Linked DNA regions of Mus musculus: region 1 is linked to region 2. A link is a contact called in ENCODE POLR2A ChIA-PET data. All regions are on one chromosome and are shown on one strand. The core of a region is the stretch at or near the end of the contact, and the rest is flanking DNA. Distances in the headings are between cores, read along the strand shown.

Evidence for each region. ChIA-PET counts read pairs that join two places held with the same protein, here RNA polymerase II (POLR2A).
Region 1: POLR2A ChIA-PET joins it to region 2 with 30 read pairs in embryonic stem cell. The contact joins the promoter of Fiz1 here to the promoter of Kmt5c in region 2. POLR2A ChIA-PET finds 5 or more read pairs at or near these places in 3 of 5 experiments (Patski and embryonic stem cell).

What each region holds. Positions count from the first base shown.
Region 1 is chr7:5,013,289-5,016,311 of GRCm38, reverse strand. It overlaps Fiz1 (Flt3 interacting zinc finger protein 1), which reads left to right and starts at 1,584. Exons shown (of 3, transcript NM_001110329.1): 1 at 1,584-1,687. Zfp524 (zinc finger protein 524) reads right to left here and starts at 804. Exons shown (of 2, transcript NM_025324.2): 1 at 752-804.
Region 2 is chr7:4,738,412-4,741,490 of GRCm38, reverse strand. Kmt5c (lysine methyltransferase 5C) reads right to left here and starts at 1,364. Exons shown (of 9, transcript NM_146177.2): 1 at 1,252-1,364. It overlaps Gm24537 (a small nuclear RNA gene), which reads right to left and starts at 2,659; the gene lies at 2,558-2,659. Gm42369 (a long non-coding RNA gene) reads left to right here and starts at 1,411. Exons shown (of 2, transcript XR_881802.3): 1 at 1,411-2,199; 2 at 2,289-2,501.

The DNA.
Region 1 (3,023 bases), core at 335-2,834, 270 kb before region 2:
TCAATATACCAAGGTTGTTGGGAGAATCGACAGGAATGAGGAAGCTTCAAAAATGTCCTTAGTGCACAGTCTAGAAAATAGAAAGCTCCAGGACTTTCCCCAGTGCCCACAAGATCCCAGGATAGTAGGAATTGAGTGTACTTGGGGTCAAAGGTCAAAGGTGCAGCTAGCAGCAGATTCTGTCGGGGGACCCTGCACCCCTCTTTTTATTATTTTATTGTTTGGTTGGTTTAAAGTTTTGTGTGTGGTGTTGGCTATCCTAATCAGGGCCTCACACATACTGGGCCTGAGCTACACCCCCAAAACTTGCACCCCCTTTTAATATGCACATAGCATGAGGTCCACACAGAAGCAACTTGTCCAGGATCATATGGTTCGCACGATGAGGAAGCCTGGACAAGAAGCTGAGTTTCTGAAACATACCTATGAAGTGACAGAGTGGCTCTTCGACCCTCTCCCACCCACAAGTCCGGTACGACGCGTGCCTGTCAGGCGCGAGTGGCCCAGCCCGCAAGCGGGGCGGGCCCTCAGGGTACGGTGGCCAATGAGCGGCGCGGGGACATTGGTGGCAGGGGCTGCCAGAAGGGGGTCTGCGCGCGCGAGCCCAGACCGCTCGGCGGGGCGCGAGGTCGACGTGCGCAGGAGAGAGCAAAGAAGCTGGGAACAGGTGCCGGGTGCGCGCTTATGCGCGCGCGCCGGGACCACCCTCTTTCCCCCATCCCCCCCACCCGGGCCCCCCGCCTCTGGGTACCTCATTTGCATGCTGCCTGGGCTCGCGTGTGTACGCGCGCGCGCGCCGGGGGCGACGGGCCGAAGCGTGGGAAGGGGCGGGAGAGAGGGGGCCCAGCCCCTAGGCGGCGGCGGGGCGGGGGTGTGGGAGGTAGCAGAGCGTGAGCTGGACCCCGCCCCTCGGCACGGAAGCCGGGGGCCCCTCCCTCCCTTCCCTGCTGCCAGCGCCCGCGGGGAACAAAGAGGATGCCCTGGGTCCCAAGGCCCCGACACGCTAGCAACAAATGCGCCTGCGTATCAGGCGCCTTCGTGTGCCCAGTGACAACGCACAAAAATCCCCAACCACCTGCAAAAATGCCTTTCCTCCCACGAAGCCTTCCCAACCCGGTGACCCAATCAAATACAGGTACCGGATAGATGAGAAGCGGGAAATGGCTGCTAAGTGCCCCTAATTAATATGGCGCCCATCAGCTTCAAAGAGCCATGGAGTTAAAGTAGTAAAATGGTGCTTGGTGTTTCCTAACTCTGAACAAGTTTGACCACTTGGATTTTTCTCCCTCTTCCCGCATCCTTCCCAGCAGAAGTCAAAGACTAGAAAAAAAAAGCAATCTTATCTAAACACATCTATGTTAACTCTTTGTAACCGCACCGTGGGCTACGAAATGCTGCACGCTGAGAGTATTGCCCTTAGTCTATATGGCGCCGCGGGTAACTTAGGCCCCGCCCCTGCCCTGCCCTCAACAAAGATGGCGCTAGCCTAGCTTCTTTAACCTCCGCGGCTGGAAATAGGAAAGGAAAACACAGAAGGGCGGGGCGGGGGCGGGATAGAGAAGCCAAGAAGGAGGGGTAAAGGGGGGTTGGGGGGGCGTAGAAGAGAGCTGAGGCGGAAGTCGAGAGGCCCCTCAGGTGGAAGTGACGCTGACCCCGCTACCCAAAATGTCGGCGCCCAGAGGGAGGTGTAAGTAATTAAACAGGAAAGCGGACAGACTTTCCCGGCCCCCCGGAGGCCTGCCTGGTCTCCAGGACCTCCGCAACGCAAAAGCAAGGTGGTCTTGCCTAGTTCCTGGGCCGCTTGACCTGCCCCCGACTCGGGCGCCCGAGACTGCACCTTGTAGGGGCAGGGAGAGGGGTACAAAGGGCCAGTTTTCCGGGCCTTGTTCGCAAGATCGAGCAGGGGTGGGGGTGGGGGCCGGCTGCACCAGACACCGTAGGGCGCAGGAGGGGCGGAGCTTAAGGTGGTCGGGGCGGGGCAGAACTGGAGGAGTAGCTTGTTGAGGCGTGGCTTATAGTTGGAGGGGAGGGGTTTCAAGAAAGTGTGGAGACTGGTTAGAAAATGGAGAGGTTTATATAAAGTGGGGCCTAGCAAAGAGGCGTGAATCTCATGAAATGGGGGAAAGGGCCTTGGTTGAAAAATTGAAGAAACTTCGTAAGATGAGGGGAAAACTGGGGTCCAGTAAGACAACAGAGGCCCAGAGTATGTTGTGTGAAGTTTGCCTGAGGTGTGACTTAAAGAAAAGCTTACCTTGACAAGGGGGTGGGGGTGGGGGCATTAGCGGGGCGGTGGTTGCGCACGCCTTTAATCCCAGCACTTGGGAGGCAGAGGCAAGCGAATTTCTGAGTTCGAGGCCAGCCTGGTCTACAAAGTGAGTTCCAGGACTGCCAGGGCTATACAGAGAAACCCTGTCTCGAAAAAAAAAAAAAAGAAAGAAAGAAAGAAAAAACAACAAGACAAGACGGGGGGCGGGGGGGGGGGCAGCGATCTAGGTGTGCAATTTGGAAAGTTTTAGTGGAACTATCAGGTTTTTATCACGAAGGTAAAAATGCTTGGGGGGGGGGCTTGGCGGCAAGCTAAGAATATAATAGCGAAGTAGAGGTGATTATAGAAAAATGTGACTTATTTGAAGGAGAAGTTAGGTGGGATTTGGAAGCAAGTCTCAGTGAAGATTTAACTTAGAAAAGTCAAGTTAACTAAGAAGCATATGAGAATAAAGAAACTAAGAGGAACTTGGTCAAACTGCTCAGTTACGTCTTTCCTGTGCCTCGGCTTTCCTAAGTGCGTTGTACAGCTTGCTACAGTTTTACTTAGCTCACACCATCACTGTATGAAGGAAACACTGGCATTCCCATTTCATTGGTAAAAAGGTTTTGTTTCTGAAACTACAGAACTAGTGTGAGCTCCCTAGAAGCACGAGGTGAAGGCACTTGTTTAAAAGAGAATCAAGAGCTTAGGGAAGAGAGGGAGGGGCTTGAAAGAGGCAGCCCACGCCCAAGCAACAGTAGGAGGGCCTTAGTCT
Region 2 (3,079 bases), core at 115-2,614:
TGAGATAACTCCAAAGGCTTAGCATGGCAGGAGGGAGTTGGGATAGCTGGGCTCTCATCAAGGGAAAGGGGAAAAGGAACTCCATAGGAGCTTCTGGCCTGCCTTTGCTGACCCCCTGCTAGGCTGATTCTCCCGTCCTCAGCACCTCCCTCCAAGGTCACCCTCCTCTGGGGAGTGGTCAAAAGGTTGTGGGTGGAGCCCAGGCAGCCATTAGGGGAAGAAGGATCCAGTCCCTAATGCCTCTCCGAGGACTCCAGCAAAAGGGAAGCCCGCCAGAGGACAAAAAACAGGAAGAAGGGAGGAACAGAAAGGAGAGGAGGAACAAGTCAAAACAAAGGGTCGGAGGCAAAGAGGGGAAAAAAATAGATTCAGAAAACCAAATCAAATAAAATGGAGGGCCAGGTTACCCAGTACCCTCACTGTGGTGTGTCTGACAATTCTGCGCTTTGGGAGAGAGCAAGAAGGCAGAGTGTGGCAAGACACACTCCGCCACTCTGGGAGAAAGATCTGGAAAAAAAACGGTCTGGGTTAAATGAAGAGGGTGCTTAGAAAAAAAGCCTGGAAGCTGGGAAAAGACAAAGTGAGGTGTAGGGAGTATGATGTGAAGGGAGAGAAAGGGGAGAGAAAGATGGAGGGAAGTCAGGATTGGCGGGGGTGGGGGGAAGAAGGCACCTGAGGTTGCAAGGGAGGAGCCCACGAAATCCAAAGGGTAGATATGCCTGGGGTCCAAGGGAAGGGCTTAGCGGTTCCAAGCAGGGTTTGAGGGAATCCTGGGGGATTTGAAGTGATGGAAACCTGAAAGATCCTACGGGTTCGAGGAGGGAATTGAGGGCGCTAAGTAGCTAACTAAAGCCTGGGAAGGTTGCAGAAGGGGGCTGGGGAAACAGAGAGTCAGAGGAAGGGCCTCAGAGACCAGGATAGTGAGACAGGAGTCAGGAAGTGCCCTGAGTGTGACAGGGTAGGTAGGTTACGATGCAGGAAAAGGTGGTGGGGATGGGCCCTGGTGGGGCAAGGAGCGACTCCTAAGGTGCAAGGAAAGTCCTGAGAGTGAGAGAGGAGTCTGCATGGGCTCCAAGGGTGCAGGGAAGGGTACGAGTGAGGAGCGCGTAGATCCGCGGGGCTGGAGACTTGGACCGCAAGGTTCGAGGAAGGGCCCGGGGACAGCCGGTTCAGGGGGTGACTGGGAGGCCGGGCGGCGCGGGGCGGGGGCCAAGAGGGGGCTCAGAGGTCGGGCCCCGCGCCGCCCCTCACCCGCTTCTCCTCCTCCTTCTCCTCAGGAACCCGCGTTGCAGCCGCCACCTCCACCCACCGCCTCCTCCGGCTCTCGTCCGACACAGCCGCCGCGCCTCCCCTCGGCCGGCGTAACAAACAGCTTAACCTTCCTTTGGCCCAACCCGCCGTCACTCTTCCGTTGCTATGAAACTCGCGCTGTTCTTATTGGCTGACTCTCATTGCTCTCTTTTTCCCGCCTCTTCTGGCCCCAGTCGGTGCCCTGACAAAACCCCTCCACGCCCACTCTGTCAATAAATCCAGCGAACTACAGCCAATGGCTCGGGTCGCTGTCATTCAGGCGTTGCCATAAAAATCTGTCCCGCCTCTTCTTCTGCACTGTCCCAAATCAGTGCTTTCATTGGCTTAAAGAGCCGTCGCTCCAACAGAAACTCTGTTTGGGTCAGGTTATTCAGGTCCAAGTGAAAAGAGGGAGGGCTCTGTCAGAGACAAACTTCGTATATTATTGGTTGGCCTTGGACAGGACCACGCTTCCATTCGTTAAGGCCTCCGCCCATCACCCTAAATCCGGAGCTCTATTCTCTTTCTTTCAGCTTGAAGTGGGGCAAAATCCCTGAGCGAACCAGGAAGGAAAGAGGTGAATGCACACACGCGCCATCGCGCTCCCGGCCCCAGGAGACCATTGGTTGCCATGGCAACAAAACTTCAGTGCCAACCCTGCTTAGCAAGAAGATCTTTTCTCTTTCCCAGTATTCCTTATCTTTGGAAAATTGTACCTACAAGAACTCTGTGAAGTTTTCTTGTCCTGCCTGTGAACAGTTCAGAAAGAGACGACGCTGAGAAGTTGGGACTTAGAAGACAAGCTCTGATTCATGGGGCACTCCCCTGGGGAAACCCCTTAATTAAGATTACCCACCTCTTCAATCCTGCAAGTATAATTAGCAGGATATCATAATTACGTCCAAACAAGTAAGCTTACTTTTGTTTTTGTCTTTCCTGAGTTATCTATTTGGTGGGTTAGGATAATGCCTACAGCACAGAATGTTTTGTTACTACAGACTGAAGGAACAACCGATTGAAGTGAGATGGGACATTGAAATGGCCCAGTGTGTAAAAGCACCTGCCCACAAGTCTCATAGCCAGGATCCGCATAATGGAAAGAAAGCACCGACTCCTGAAGGTTGTCCTTGACCTCCACATTCATGCCAAGGCGCGCGCGCGCGCGCGCGCACGCACACACACACACACACACACACACACACACACACAATTGATTAAATCATAGTAGCTTCTCTTTTGAGACATGAGCTTTGACTGTCCTAGAACTCACCATGTAGATCAGGCATGAATTTGCTCGTCATCCTTGCACAGGAGCCATGCAAATCTTCACTGTATCGCTGCAATTTTAGTATATGTGCTGCTGCAACATTTTGTTTTTAAGGAGGCTGAAGTTTTGCACCGTTCTGTGATCTTGGGGTTTTGCCAACTCACAGCTTCATGGTTGCGTCTACAAAGCAAATATCATACACTGATATACTTTCAAGTGTCTGAGGTCCATGCCTCACCACCCTTCTCTCTCCTAAATTCTAAGACAGCTCCCTACCCTAAGCAGCTCTCCGGGTTAGGATGACTATATCGTCCTTGGGTGCTGTCACATTATATGAGATTTTCAAATGGCTAATAAAAATATATTTAAGGGAAAAAACCCCACTAAATAGCAAAGTGTCTTCCAGACTGTTGAAGTATATTCCAGGATGAGGGTATAGCCTGTGGGTATACAATATGCACCATGGGTGAGGCTTGTGGTTTGATTTCCATTTTGAAAGAAAAAGAGATGTGCCTAGCAAAC